3 separate regions of the Homo sapiens genome follow, and all the other regions are linked to region 3. A link is a contact called in ENCODE Hi-C or POLR2A ChIA-PET data. All regions are on one chromosome and are shown on one strand. Each heading gives the region's core, a stretch centred on a gene start or an enhancer-like site at or near the end of the contact. The rest is flanking DNA. Distances are from core to core; before and after follow the strand shown. Region 1 holds the start of LINC00896 (long intergenic non-protein coding RNA 896). Region 2 has its middle 19 kb from the start of SCARF2. Region 3 holds the start of DGCR6L (DiGeorge syndrome critical region gene 6 like).

The links. Hi-C counts contacts between places; a loop is a spot of excess contacts on that map. ChIA-PET counts read pairs that join two places held with the same protein, here RNA polymerase II (POLR2A). Pooled maps may share reads with other maps.
Region 1: a map of naive thymus-derived CD4-positive, alpha-beta T cell shows a loop between it and region 3 (18-fold over the local background). The contact joins the promoter of LINC00896 here to the promoter of DGCR6L in region 3. A Hi-C loop is called at or near these places in 1 of 168 maps with a recorded cell type or tissue (naive thymus-derived CD4-positive, alpha-beta T cell), 1 of 37 single-sample maps with no recorded cell type and 8 of 50 pooled maps. POLR2A ChIA-PET finds 5 or more read pairs at or near these places in 1 of 52 experiments (activated CD4-positive, alpha-beta memory T cell).
Region 2: a loop to region 3 is called in a pooled map, with 3 times the contacts of the local background. The contact joins the enhancer-like site here to the promoter of DGCR6L in region 3. A Hi-C loop is called at or near these places in 6 of 50 pooled maps. POLR2A ChIA-PET finds 5 or more read pairs at or near these places in 5 of 52 experiments (A673, HCT116, HEK293 and 2 more).

The regions. Positions count from the first base shown.
Region 1 is chr22:20,203,997-20,208,775 of GRCh38, forward strand. It overlaps LINC00896 (long intergenic non-protein coding RNA 896), which reads left to right and starts at 2,336. Exons shown (of 1, transcript NR_026919.1): 1 at 2,336-4,541. LOC105372862 (a long non-coding RNA gene) reads right to left here. Exons shown (of 3, transcript XR_938009.3): 2 at 3,977-4,067; 3 at 2,022-2,249. LINC02891 (long intergenic non-protein coding RNA 2891) reads right to left here and starts at 922. Exons shown (of 4, transcript NR_038460.2): 1 at 657-922; 2 at 337-503. RefSeq lists enhancers at 2,453-2,692, 3,901-4,431.
Region 2 is chr22:20,416,760-20,421,294 of GRCh38, forward strand. It overlaps the pseudogene RNU6-225P. Among named protein-coding and RNA genes, the nearest start is that of SCARF2, 19 kb to the right of the region's middle. RefSeq lists an enhancer at 4,012-4,535. Within about 2 kb of position 1,577, at least 6 of the 41 ENCODE cell types and tissues checked have a DNase peak (open chromatin) inside an H3K27ac peak, as active enhancers do; they include HCT116, where a contact is called at or near this core.
Region 3 is chr22:20,318,810-20,323,465 of GRCh38, forward strand. DGCR6L (DiGeorge syndrome critical region gene 6 like) reads right to left here and starts at 1,251. Exons shown (of 5, transcript NM_033257.4): 1 at 1,070-1,251; 2 at 830-990. The coding sequence starts at 1,179. RefSeq lists silencers at 597-891, 928-1,157, 1,288-1,417, 1,608-1,657 and an enhancer at 1,537-2,324.

The sequences.
Region 1 (4,779 bases), core at 1,086-3,585, 110 kb before region 3:
GCGGAGTCAGCCGGAGCCTCCTGGCCAGGCCTGGAGTCACCCTGTCCTGCCACAGCTCTCATGGGTTTAGAGTGGGCCCTGGGGCAGAGGGTTTGCAAGGATAGGGGTGGGTGGCTCTGCCGAGGGCGGTGTTCTGAGTAGGTCTCATTCCCCAGTCTGCCCAGCCTGGCCCCACCCCAGCTCTGCTGCCCTGTTACTTTGTCCCCCTGTGTTCACCCTCCACTTCCTGCCGGGGACACTCCAAGGCCTGCCAAGGTTGGAGCAGGGGTGGGACTCAGCCATTCAACAAACGCTTCCTTGGTTATGCAGGGCTGGGCATTGGGGTGGGGGGCTGACCTGGACCCTCCAAGACATCAGATTGTCCAACTGCTCAGTTTTCATTGGGGCAAGTGCCTCGCTGAGGGTGAAGGGGGCTGTGAGTGCCCATCAGGGAGCCTGGACAGGTCCCGCCTCTCACAGCTGTCCCACTCTCTGGAGCTGCCTTGGTGGCAGATGGCACTGTCCTAGAAAGGTGAGGCTGGAGCTGTCTCTTCCACCAGGGGTGGCCAAGGACGCTTCCAGGGTCTTCCATGCAGGCCTCCAGGGTCACCCTGGGCGTGGCTGAGGGCATGCAGACCACGCTGTGCTCCCCCCCACCCCCCATGCCCGTCGCTTGCCTGACATGCTCCTCAGCTGTCTTGCCCCGCAGAAGCTGTGTGGTCTCCCCTGTGAGTAGAGTCGGGCTCCATGATCCTCCGGAGCAGCGCCAGGGACTCTCCCCAGGCACAATTTTAAAGGGGGCCCTAGGACCTGCCAGGTCCACGGAAGTGGTCCTTGTAACTCTCTCCCTGGTGGCAGCCTCTGGTGCATTCCGGCAGGGGCAGCCCCTCCTCATCACAGGGACCCTGTGTGCCAGGCCCCAGCTGCGTTGCCGCTGAATTATGGATTTAATAGCAGAGAAGCCTTGCAGGCCGCCTGTGCTGGCTCGGGAAACCGGGGCCCAGCCGGGGCCTGTCACGGTCCTGGTGCCGCCCTGCTTCCTGTCGGCGCCACGGAGCAAGCGGAGAGATTTATCTTCCCGGCTTTAAGAGGTACTAACGGAGGAGGCTGAGAGGCAGGAGCTGAATAATTGATGGCCTTCTCTGGCTCAGGATCTGCTGAAAATGACACGGTGCAAGGCAGAGGGGCTGAGAGTGCTGACCACAAAATGCTGAGAAGCCACTCCAGGGCGGTCACGGCCAGAAGGAGGACCCCCACTCAGGACGGGGTCACAGGCATTTGGGGCGGGTGTCAGAGGCTCCTGCCCTGGGTCATTCCAGGGGGCCAGGATACCCAGAAGCTGGGCCTAGAGGCCCACAGGGCTGGCTCACCCCCACTTCCCTCTCACACGCCTGCCATCACCGGTGCTTCAGCCCAGCAACCCCATGGCTCGTTGGCCCCGTCCACAGCCCCCACTGCCTCCTGTGTGCTGGGCGTGGGCCTCTGAGCTCTACTCTCAGCCTCCTTAGCCCCAGGAGAGGAGTGGAGGACAGGGGTTTAACGTGGGGTGTGGTGCGGAGCGGGGAGGGCTGTGGCGCCCCCTCAGCCCCTCCTTTCCTAACAGCCTCAGCCTCCCCCCTGGAGAATCCCCTACCTGCTGGGCACATCTGGCCTCTCCCCACCATTCTGTCTCCAGCCGGGAGATCTCTACCCAGTGAAACAGTGAAACAGGAAGGGTTCCCTGGTTACCCCGCGCAGGGCGCAGGGCATGCAGCGGGGGAGTGGCTCGCTTCTTCAGTGCCCCACCGCTCACACCTCTAGGGGAGCATACAGACGGGCAGGCTGTGGGGCTCTGACCCCATGGCAGTGTCTGGGGGTGAATGTTTACAGCTCTTGAAACCCCAGTGGGAGTGCGTTACCGGGTGGTCTTTTAGTCTAGCGGTCTGTAGGTGGCTGGTGAGAGTGAGCTCAATTAGACCCCTGCCTTATAACAAGGACAGAGGAATTTCTGTATCCCAGGGTTTCTTGCCTTGGTGTACCAAAAAATTGGATCACACGTGGGCTTGGAGAATGAGTGCAAGGTTTTATTGAGTGGAAGTAGCTCTCAGCAGATGGGGGAGCCAGAGGGGAGATGGTTTTCCCCTGGAGTCAGGCAACATTCTCGGGATGTCCAGCAGCTTGTCTTCTTCCACCAGTGTGTTCCTCTCCCCACACAGAGGCTTCTGTCTCTGCCTTGCTAGGGTCTTGGGTTTTTATAGGCATAGGATGGAGGCATGGCAGGCCAGGGTGGTCTTGGGAAATGCAACATTTGGGCAGGAAATGCCTGTCCTCACCTAGGTTCGTGGGGGTGGAGCCCTAGGCAGGGACCACGCCCTTCTCTACGGAGCACTTCCCGTCCCTCCTCTGTATCATTTAAAGGGACCACGCTTTTCCCTTCTCAGCACTTCCTTTCCGTATCAACAGGAGGCCAGGGACTGGCTGGACCCCTAGGAGCCAGGTCCTACGGATAGGTGAGCCGGCCCCCCAGGGCAAACACCTCCACTGGGCAGACCTGACTGCCCAGAGCTGGATTCTTTACTTGTAAAAGGGGCCATGAGTGACACAGGCTCGGCCTGCTGTGCCTTGAGGAAAGGAGAGGCTAAAAATTCTGCCTTCTCTCCTAAAGCCAGCCGGGCTCTTTATGGTGGGGGAAGGAAGGATTTGTTTATTTGCACTCTTCTGAAATAAAAGTTCTCTATCCTCCCTCCTGGCTGGAGTTGGGAGGGCCCCATGGGTGGGCTCTGAGATGTGGCACACGGTACCCAGGGCAGGGCTGGGAAGGGTGGGGTGCAGGGGCCTCCCTGGCTGCAGGGCCCACCCACCAGGTGCCTGGGCTTGCTGCACTGAGCAGGCATGGGCTCTGGCCCCCCTCACTGTCCCTTCCAGGCCCAGCCTGTGTTCAGGGCCCAGGACAGGGTCTGGCCAGCAGGCCCCAGGCCTCCAAGATGTTCTCAGCCTCTGGAGTGTGTGTGATGATGAGCACTCATGGAGCTTCCTGTATGCTGGGCCCTGGGCTTCTGAGAGGGCCACCGGGTGGCGACTGAGTCACGAGGTGGAGGGCCAGTCCCAGGGACTCCAGGTGACCTCGTGTCGGCACCACGCCCTTCTCCCATGGGCAGTCCTGGGCGCCCCTTCCTGGCCTTGGGCCCAGTGGCCTGTGGCCTGACCCCGTCCACTCCTGCTTGGTTGTCCCAGCAGCAGCAGGAGCCCATGCTGGAGAAGGTGTTATGGGGCAGGTGGAGGGCCCGGCTGACTCAGATGATCCCCCAAGTTTCTTTTCAATGAACACTTGTTTAGTGCAGTTTTTCCTCCTCAAATCCCCCTCACACAGGCAGACACCCTCTTGGCCCAGGGTAATCTGCTGAGCCTTTGCTCAAATATAGCAGCTTTGCTGCTTTCTAAACACAACTAATCCAATTTGGGATTTGGGGATTCGAGGTGGGCAGCACTGGGCCTCAGATGAGCCCCCATCACCCCAGACCCATGCAGGAAGAGCCAGGCAGGGTGGGGCCCTGGGGCCACCTGGTGGGCTCAGGGCCAGGGCATCGCGATGTCCCCATCCTTCACACTACGGGGCTTCCTGGCTGCAGAGTTGGGGACTCAGCTGGGAATGCTGGCCATAGAGGCAGAGAGCCCCCATCCTGCTGGGCCAGCCCTGACCTGGCTTCTCCAGGGTGGCCCAGTGTCCCCTTCTGCCCTTCCCCTGGCTCCCACCGTCCACATCCCTCTATCTGCCCACCCTGGACAACAACCAGCACAGTGCAGTGTGGCCCTGCAGTGACACCACCTGCAGAGAGGTCAGGCCCAGCCTCCCCCGTCTCCTAAAAGGCCAGCAGGTCCCAGGAGCTGGGGGTGGGGCCTGGCTGTGGGGCCTCCATGCCCCAGGGGCCAGGGCAGACCCTCCTTAGCCGGCAACCACTGCAGATTCCTCCCCTGGCCAGCACTCGGGGACCTCCCTGCCCCTGCCCCGTCCCCCTACCTTGCCTGCTGAGACATAGGGCTCCACGGGTCTCTCTCCTGGGGCCGGGCTGACTGTGGCCTGCGAGGGGCAGTCATCGTGTTGGGTTTTCCTGCCAGAGGCAGAAACCACAAAATTACCTGGAACATACACGCCCCAAGTGACAGATTCAATTCAATTCCACAAATATTGACCTCGCGTCTAATCCACTCGTCCTCCAGTGCCAGCTCATTCCTGAGAAGCCCAGCCTGGCAGCCGCAGATCCCATTTAATCCCAGCCCCACAATGTCACCAGCTCGCAGCTTGGGAGCTGGGCTCATCCAGGCCCTGGCAGGTGGGGCCAGAGCTGGGCTCTGACCTCTGTACCCACACTTACCACCATGTAAAGTGCTGGGAAGAGGGGTGGGGAGTCACGGCAAGTTGAGGGTCCAGGCTTGCCCCAGCTCGCCAGATGCTCGCCCTGGCTGCCCTGACCTAGCAGCTAATCTCTGCGGGGCACTGCGGCTACATGGTGACTCCAGCACGGGGACATTTATCAGAAATGGAACTGATGGATTAAAGTGGAACCAAGCGAATTGATTTTTCTCCCTGGGCACTGAAATGCTGCGCTTAATCAAGCGATCAACTCCGTGGGCAGGGTGGCTGTGGGGACGGAGGTGGGGGACAAGGGGATGGTGGCCATGGTGGGGACTGAAAGGTGGCTATGGGGACAGATGAGGTGAGCCAGGTGGCCCTGGGGTCGAGCTCCAGCCCAGCCTCTGGCAAAGAGGCCCTGTGTGCAGAAGTCCGGGTGTGATGCCCTCCCCCCACCGATTGTGTGATAC
Region 2 (4,535 bases), core at 327-2,826, 98 kb after region 3:
AAAATAAATAAATAAATAAATAATAAAAAATAAAAATAAAAATATGGAACGCTTCACACATTTGCGTGTCACCCTTGGGCAGAGGCCATGAGAAACTTCTATCGTTCTGATTTTAGTATATGTGCTGCCGAAGCGAGCACTATTTTAATCATTTTTAAGTGCACGGTTTAGTGACATTAAGTACATTCACTGCCATCTATTTCTAGAATCTTTTCATCACCCGAAACTGAAACTCTGCATTCCTATTAAACACTAATTCCCATACCTCCCAGCCCGTGGTAACCACGGTTCCACCTTCTGTTTCTACAGAATTTTTTTTCTTTTTTTTTTTTTTTTTTGAGATGGAGTCTTGCTCTGTCGCCCAGGCTGGAGTGCAGTGGCGTGATCTCGGCTCACTGCAACCTCTGCCTCCCGGGTTCAAACGATTCTCCTGCCTCAGCCTCCCAAGTAGCTGGGACTACAGGCACACATCACCATGCCCTGCTAATTTTTTTGTTTTGTTTTGTTTTTGTTCATTTGTTTTCTTTGAGGCAAAGTTTTGCTCGTCACCCAGGCTGGAGTGCAGTGCCGTGGCAGTGGCGCAATCTTGGTTCACCGCTACTCTGTCTCCCGGGTCCAAGTGATTCTCTTCCCTCAGCCTCCCAAGTAGCTAGGATTACAGGCACACACGACCACATACGGCTAATTTTTGTATTTTTGGTAAATTTTGTATTTTTGGTATTTTTGCCAGGCTGGTGTCAAACTCCTGACCTCAGGTGGTTCACTCACCTCCGCCTCCCAAAGTGCTGGGATTACAGGCGTGAGGCACCTCGCCCCGCCTGTCTCTACGAATTTGACTCCTCTAGATACTCCACATACATGGAACTGCACAGTATTTGTCGCTGACTTCTGGCTGTCCTCACCTGGCTATGCCTACTTTGGGGGATAATCTGGGCCTGGGACACCACATCCCCGTAGCAGGCCCCACCGGGCCGCACAAACAGAACTGCGCCGAAGTTCCCCCAGGCTGTTACCCCCACTTGTTTAGGCTCTTCAAAGATGCTACCGGCCGGGCGTGGTGGCTCATGCCTGTAATCCCAGCACTTCGGTGGGCCGAGGTGGTCAGATCACTTGAGGTCAGGAGATCGAGACCAGCCTGGCCAACATGGTGAAACCCCGTCTCTACTAAAAATACAAAAATTAGTCGGGCTTGGTGGTACGCGCTTGTAATCCCAGCTACTCTGTAGGCTAAGGCAGGAGAATCGCTTGAACCTGGGAGGCAGAGGTTGCAGTGAGCCAAGATTGCGCCACTGCACTCCAGCCTGGGCGATAAAGTGGATACTCTGTTTCAAAAGAAAAAAAAAAGGTGGCACCGGCCCGGTGCGGTGGCTCACACCTGTAATCTCAGCACTTTCGGAGGCTGAGATGGAAGGATGTCTTGGGCCCGGGGGATGGAGGCTGCAGTGAGCGGTTATTGAGTGACTGCGTCCAGCCTGGGCCTCAGAGTGAGGCCGTGCCTCAAAAAGAAGAAAAAAAAAAAAAAAAAAAGCAGCAGCTACCCATCCAGCCGCCAGATGGCAGCACGATTCCATGGCCCCCACTAGCCGCTGGCTGCCTGGTGCCGGATGCAGTCCGAAAGGCGGTTCTGAGCTCCAAGGGCCGGCGCCGCGCGTGCCTGCGGTCCCAGCTGCTCGGGAGGCCCAGGCAGGAGAATCGCGTGACCGGGAGTTCTGCGCTGCAGTGCGCTGTGCCGATCCAGGTCCTCACTGAAGCCGGCATCAGTATGGTGGCCTCTGCCACCAGGCCGCCTAGGGAGGGGCGAGGCAGCCCCAGTTGGAAACGGAGCGCGTCAGTAGTGGCATCGCGCCTGGGAATAGCCTCTGCGCTCCAGCCGGGTCGACCTGCCGAGACTCCGCCTCTAAAACCAGCAAATACCGGGAGGCTGAGGGACGAGGACCGCTGGAGCCCGGGAGGCGGAGGTTGCAGTGAGTAGCTGGGATTACAGGCAGGCGCCACCACGCCCGGGTAATTTTTGTGTTATTAGTAGAGACGGGGTTCCACCATGTTGACCAGGCAGGTCTTGAACTCCTGACCTCAAGTGATCCACCCTCCTTGGCCTCCCAAAGTGCTGGGATTACAGGCGTGAGCCATTGCGCCTGGCCAAATAAGTAATTTAAGCAATTTTTTTTGTTTCAGAAAAAAAATTAACTCATAAAGGAGCCCCCCCGACACACACACACACACACACACACACACACACACACACACACACACGGGAAGCAGCAGTGTAATTGGAATGCCCACTGCTGAGGCTCTCGAATGAGTGTCATGTGTGCACATTTTGCCCCTCACAATGCACGTCAGACTATTAATAGGAAGCAGCCGCTGGAATACCTCTGGTGGGGTGTGTGCAGCAGGCAGCTTTGGAATTACGGTATCCCCAATGTGACAGCAGGACAATGGCTTCTTCACTGGCACTGTCCAACCACAGTGCTGTGGTTATGTCTCGAGGTCCATTATTGGGCGAAGGTCACTGCAGACTCAGGGAGGCCCAGGAGCTCACCCCAACCAGCTTCTTTACCAGGTGAGTGACCTCAGCCCTGCAGCTGGACTCATGGAGACAATGACCTCACCCGAAGATAGATGACCCCTGTCCACCGTCCACACAACAACTGAACTGGCCCCAGGTTGACTCCTCTACACCCTGCTTCCTACTGTACCCCTGTCAAAGGCCTTCCTCCCACCCTTCCCACTCCTCTTCCTCCCTGGCAGCCCAACCACCACAAATTCACTAACTTGTTTTCAACTCTTACAGGCTGCCCTCCTAACCCTAGCCCTGACCTCTGCCCTCCTAACCCCAGCCCTGACCCCACCGCCCTCTCAGGAGGCTTTACCAATCCTCTGCATGTTAGCCCCACCCAAGGAACAGGCCTATTTTCAAGCATACTAACTGTTGGGTGTGTCGCTTACCTATGCATATGACAGCCAATCCAACCTACCTAAATGACAGCACAGCTCCATCCATGGATGTGGCTGATCACATCTCCAAACCATCTTCCCACTGGGGACAAATTCTTGGATTTTTTAGAGACAGGTTCTCACTCTGTCACCCAGGCTGGAGTACAGTGGTGAGCCTCAGACTCCTGGGCTCAAGGGATCCTCCCACCTCAACCTCTGGAGTAGCTGGGACTACAGGTGCACACCACCACCGTGCCTGGCTAAATTTTTAATTTTTTTTTTTTTTTTTTTTTTTTTAGAGATGGGGGTTGCTATGTTTTCCAGGCTGGTTTTGAACTCCTATCCTCAAGTGATCCTCCCACCTCAGCCTCCCAAAGCACTGGGATTATAGATGTGAGCCACCAATCTTAGCCCAAATTTTTAACTAAACTCAATTAAACAAATGAACAAACAGAAAAGACTCTCAAACCACACACTGTCGTCTCTCACCCAACAGAGACAAGACGTCTATAAACCACCAATCTGTTTAAAGAGACCACCAAATGTTCAGACCATGAAACTGAAAGAATCAAAATAAAGTTGTCACTATGCCACCAACGGACAAAAGCCAGGAGCACACAACCAGGGGTCATACTCACTGAAGGTCCCCCACCCTGATGGCCAGTCAGGGGCGGCTTGCGGGTCTCAGAGAGGGCTCACCACCTGCTTGCAGTCATTGGGGATGGGAAGGTAAGTCCAACCCATGCCAGGTCAAGGCACAAAGACTGTGGGGGGAATGCACCAGACACATAAAGAGATGACTTTATTCAGGCTACTGCTATGGGAAGAAAACTCACTAATGAGGAAGGAGGGGCCTGGTAAATAAGAGACTCATGTGGAAGGCTGGAGGCGGGGTCTTAGAATGGACAAGGGCAAAGTGCTCCTTCTGGTCTCACTATTTCTCAGAACGCAAAGGAAGAGGCAATTTCTCAGTGAGCACCATTTCCCTGGAACCCAGGGCTGAGATGAATTTCAGTACTGCCAGCGGCCTCCGCGTTCTCCTGTGTGTGTAGGAGTTTGTGTGTTCCAGTGTGCGTGTTCCCACTGTGTCTTGGTGTTTCTGTGTGCCTGGTGGCATGTCTGTGTGTGTATCTGCAGGGTGAAAGACCACAGATACTATCCGAATTCCCGTGCTCAAGTGCGCCTCCTGCCTTGGCTTTCCTGAGTGTGGGGATGACAGGCGTGAGCCACCACGCTGGGCCTCATGATCTGTTTCTAGTGCAGTGAGTGCATCTTAGGGTGGGTGCCCGCCTCCATGCTTAGTAGGGCATGGATGCTGTGTATGCCATCTGTCGGTAGGATGGTTACACTTCTGTGTGTTGGCTGATGTGTGTGTCTCAGTATTTAGTCGGCTCTGGTGGCACATGTGTGTGTTGCAGGTTGTATAAGTTGCTGTTTCTCTGTGTCTGGTGGAAGGTGTCTATGGTTGCAGAGTGAGGGTCTCTTGGTGTTTCTGTGTGTCAGAGGGTGTGTGTGTGTGTGTGTGTGTGTGTTTTGCAGGATGAGGTGTGTTCTGTGAGTGTGATGTGGGGGGTGCAGGGTGCATATCTGTGTCTACA
Region 3 (4,656 bases), core at 1-2,500:
CATCTCACCAAAAAGACTTACCCAGCCACAAATGTCAGCATGGCTGGGTTGAAAATCCTGGTCTCCAGGAATGCTGAAGACTCTTGGTGAATGCTATGCTGTCACATGTATATATTTTGGGATGTCAAGAACTAGAGCAAAACGTTAACTATTGAACTTTAGTGAAGAGCACAAGCGTATGCACTATACTATCTTTTCAGCTTTTCTAAATGTTTTAACTTCTAAAATAAGAAGTTTGGGAAAAATAACAAAGGTGGAAACTGATGGTGCAGGGGGACCTGCCCTATATAATTTGCAGGAAAGGGCTCCCAAGCCCACCAAGCAGGCCTGGCTCAAGTGGGAAGCTCTTCGGGTTTGGGAGGGCGCCACAGGAGACAGTGCTTAGGAATTTGATGTGCAACTGGAATGAGGCCCTGCGAGGCCTGAGAGGGAACTGACCCTGAAAGACGCTTGCTGCACAACTGTCAACAGACTTCCAACTACTGAGGGGCAATGCTGCTGCAGTCAGCGCCACCACCAGAGTCTGCCTGCAGGCCAATCAGGCACCGAGGCCTAGGGCCATCCTGTCTGGAAGCGCGTGGGGCACAGGGAAGCCCGAACAGGGAGTTTCTGCTAAGAAGGTGGGTGCTGCGCAACTGAAAACAAAACTGGTTGGACCCACTGATCACCAAAAAGGCGCTGTCTCAGTCTCTGCGCCCGTTGATTTTGTCAATCTTAGAGACCTCTTCCGAACACTTCCAAGGAAGGAGCTGATCTGCACAGATACCAAGAGCTGCCCGGAGGCGCCGACCCGGAGGAGGCGGCACCTCATCCCGCTGCCCCCGCGCACCTCGGTGCTCGTTCTGTAGGCGCAGGCGCTGGTTGTACAGGCTCTTTTCGGTGAGGTGCTGGATCTCCAGTAGCCCCTGCACGATTTCGAACACGGTGCCGTCGAGAAGCGCCAGGGCCAGGTCGCTGAGCGTGGTGTAGGACAGGCGCTGCTGGAAAGAGCTGCGGGTAGGGGGGCGCGGTGAGCCCCGGCGGGAAACGAAGCCGCCTCCGCAGGCCTCCGCCCGCCCCGCCTGCGTACCTGGGCAACTCCTTCACCAGGCTCTGTAGCGCCGACAGCAACTGGTAGTGTCGCTCCTGCTGCCGGGCACCGTCCGCCACCTCCTCCAAGGCGGCCGCGTAGCGCTCCATGGCGCGGACGCCCGCTAGCCGCCGGCGGCGGCGACGAGCTCCCCCAGCTTCACGACATCCCGAGCGCGGCGCGTCCCGCCCCTTTTACGATTGTCCCACGCGCGGCGCGCTCCGCCCCCTTTTACGACAGTCCCGAGAGGGCCTGGCCGCCTGCCCCGCCCTGCCCCGCGCCCCGCCGCCTGCTTATTCAGGAGGCGCGCCCCGCTCCTCTGCGGAGACTCCAAGGAGGGTTTTGCTCAGCCCAGGCTCGCACCTGCCTGCTCCCCGCGCGACATTAAAGGCGAGACTCCGCCGTCTGGATATCGCAGGACCACGGAGAATCCCACCGGCCCTTGCTGAGTCATTGCGGGCCGAGGTCCGGGCTCCGCGCCGGCGCGCCTGCGAGGTGGACTGTCCCGGTCACCGGCCTCCCCAGAGGCAGGGGTCTCGGGCCAGAGCCCACAGGACCTGGGTCTAAGGCACCATCCGCGGCCGAGCAGTGGCGCTGGGGTCTGTCTGCGTCCTCCCCGCCCCCGGGGTGAGACAGACAGGACCGCCCTAGAGCCTCTGGGTCAGGACAGTCGGAGCCAGAGTCCCCATCTGGGCCTCCGTGGCCCCCAGCCCGTGAGCCCAGACTGCGCTCTCCCCGCTCCACAGGCCAGCTGCTGGGCCGGGGCTGGGGGGCTTCTGGTGGCTGGGGCTGAACCGTCTAGGAACAGGCTTTAATAGGAGGGGCTCGGGTGGAGGAATGGCTCCTGCAAAGGCCCTGCCAGAGTCAGGTCAGGTGGGTGGGCGAGAGGACCAGTGTGGCCAGGCTGCGGAAGCCAGCACAGGAGACAAGGGCGGGTGCTGTGCATTACAGAGGCTGCTGGGGGCTTGTCCATAGAGCAGCAGGGGGCACGGAAGGGCTTGGGGACGCAGACACGATCAGACTTGCATTTCATCAGGCACTCTTTAGCTGCCTGCTGGGTGGCTGGGCTGTGTGAGATGACCCTGCTTTGACCAGGTTAGGAATTATGACTGGTTTCCAGAGAGAACATTGGTTAGTAATTGGCTATGGGGAAGAGGGGGCGTTGAGCCAACCAACTGGGGTCCCCCTGAAGTGCCAGCAAAGTGTCTGGTTTTCTCCAGGATCTGTTTCCTCAGTCCCTGGCAGGATTGGCTCCCCTGCACGCCATGTCCTTGTGGTCCCTTCCAGACAGAAACCAGGCATGAATAAAGTGAATAATGACAAGCGCTCAGGCCACTGCCGTGGAGGGCGGTCCACAACCCAGAGCTGGTCATGCGCCGGGCACCCTGGCCTCCAGGTCCCTCAGAATGGCAGGAGCTGGAGGTGGGACTCGAGATTGTGGGAGCTGAGTCTGTAGTGAGTGACCAGGAGCCAGCTGGGGCTGGGCTTGGTCACTGTCACCTCCCCCGGAGGTGGTGAGTGGGATGATTAGCTGGGTGAAGACGCCTGCCTGTTTCACCAGTGTCCCTGCCCTCAGTCCCCCAGTCCATGAAGAGTGTCTGTGTGGAGACTGGGAGGATATAGGGCAGCCCCACGTGATGATATGTCTGTGGCCAGCTGGGCAACACTGTCGCCAGCTCCGGGGTCTGCCAGGTGGGGTGGGGGCTGTGAGCCACAGCAGGAGCAGGCCAGGCCTGGGTTTGGACACCTGCTCCTCTGCCTTGTCCGGGTGCTGATGCAGGAAGGCCCCTTCTCCAACCCTTGGTGCAACGTCTGACCTGAACCAGCTTCCCCAGCCCAGCAACACTGCTCCCCTAATGTGGATGTCAACCTAAAGAAACAAACTGAACCACAGTTCATATAGAGAGTTTGTCTGGGCCAAGGCTGAGAGAGCTGCCCAGGACACACCAAGTTGCCCTGGGAGTGCTTCATTCAGCCTTATTACAAGCAAGTTTTTAAAGACTGAAGGGGACAAGGAGTGGGCTGATATGAAGTCAGCAGGAATTCTGACTGCTTTCCAGAGAGAACCCTTAGTGACTGGCTATAAGGTGTTGGACTACTGGGTAAGAGTTATGGTGTCCAGCGTATGGCTTTTTATGCCTACTTGGTGTCAGTCTGGAACCCACAGAGCAATTGGCTTCAAGAGGTCGTTAGCTCAAGTAGGAGTGGGATGTGACTGCTGTTTCATTCCAGTGCCTCTCTGGGCCAGATAATTAAAGGGAGCTCACATTCCTCAGATAAAAAAGTTCCTTTCGCATTAGGAGAAATACGTAATGTAGATGATAGGTTCATGGGCACAGCAAACCACCATGGCACGTGTATACCTATGTAACAAACCTGCACGTTCTGCACATGTACCCCAGAACTTAAAAGAATATATATATGAATATATATATATACTTTATACATATATATATAAACTTCCATTGTGCGCGCGCGCACACACACACACACACACACACACACACAAAGTTCCTTTTCTTTTTCATGGACATGAGCAGTATGTCACTCAGGCATGGGGACTCCTGGGCCACCTCTGGGTCTTCAGGGAGGGCCTGGTCTGGAAGGAGGGGTCTCATCCTCCAGAGCCCCAGGGATGGGTGATATATGTGTAGGAATGGGGGAGCTGGTTCGCAGACGTGCGTTTCCCCTGTGTGTGTGGACACGATGGGCCCCATGGCTCTTCCCGTCGGGTGGTATCCACCGAAGGCCTTTGCTCTGCGGCCACTGTCCACCTCCACTTGGCCTCCCGAGTCCACCAGGCTGGCTGGTGACACCTTGGGTTAGTGTGGGGTGACTGGTGTGTGTTGGGGAGCTGCAGGTCCCCTGTCTCTGACACAGCTGTGTCTGGGCAAACACCAAGGTTTGAAGGAGTGGGTGCCTGTGTGTGTGTGTGTGTGTGTGTGTGTGTGTGTGCGCGCACGTGTGTCAAAAGGCTTTGCTGCATGCCTTTTGTGTGGCTCTTTGTCACATGTGCCTTTCTGTGTTTCTCTGTGAGTTTTCATGTGTCAGGTTGTATGTCTGTTGTGTGGGCGGAGAAACAGCTCTGCTGTGGGGCCCTGAGCCATTGCAGGATCCCCATAGGCCATGCAGAGGTGCACACAGCACCTGACCTAAGCCTGCTCCTCCCAGAACATCAGGCTGCACCCAGGCCACCGCTCACTCCGTCTGTCTCCCGAGACTGTTCCTCACTTCCTGCCTCACTGGCCCTGGTGAGGGTGAGGCTCCCTGCCCCCGGCCCTCAAAACAGAGCTGCAGATGAGGACGCCACCCAGCTGCAGTGTCAAGGGGCTCCTCCACAGTGGGTGTCCCGCAACGCATGCTCTCTGACCCCTTTTGTTTCAGTGTTGTCCTTTTTAGTGTGTGGCACCAGGACAGCAGGGAGCTGCCACCTCAGGCTTCTCTTATTTTCACTCTGTGAGTAATAAGGTCTGAATGAGAGGGGCTCATTGTGTCTTTACTGTCAAATCAGTCAGGCCTTGGCCTTGGCATGTCTTGCGTGTGCTTGACAAATGTATTGCTCATGGGGTCTGGTGGAGGCACAGCAC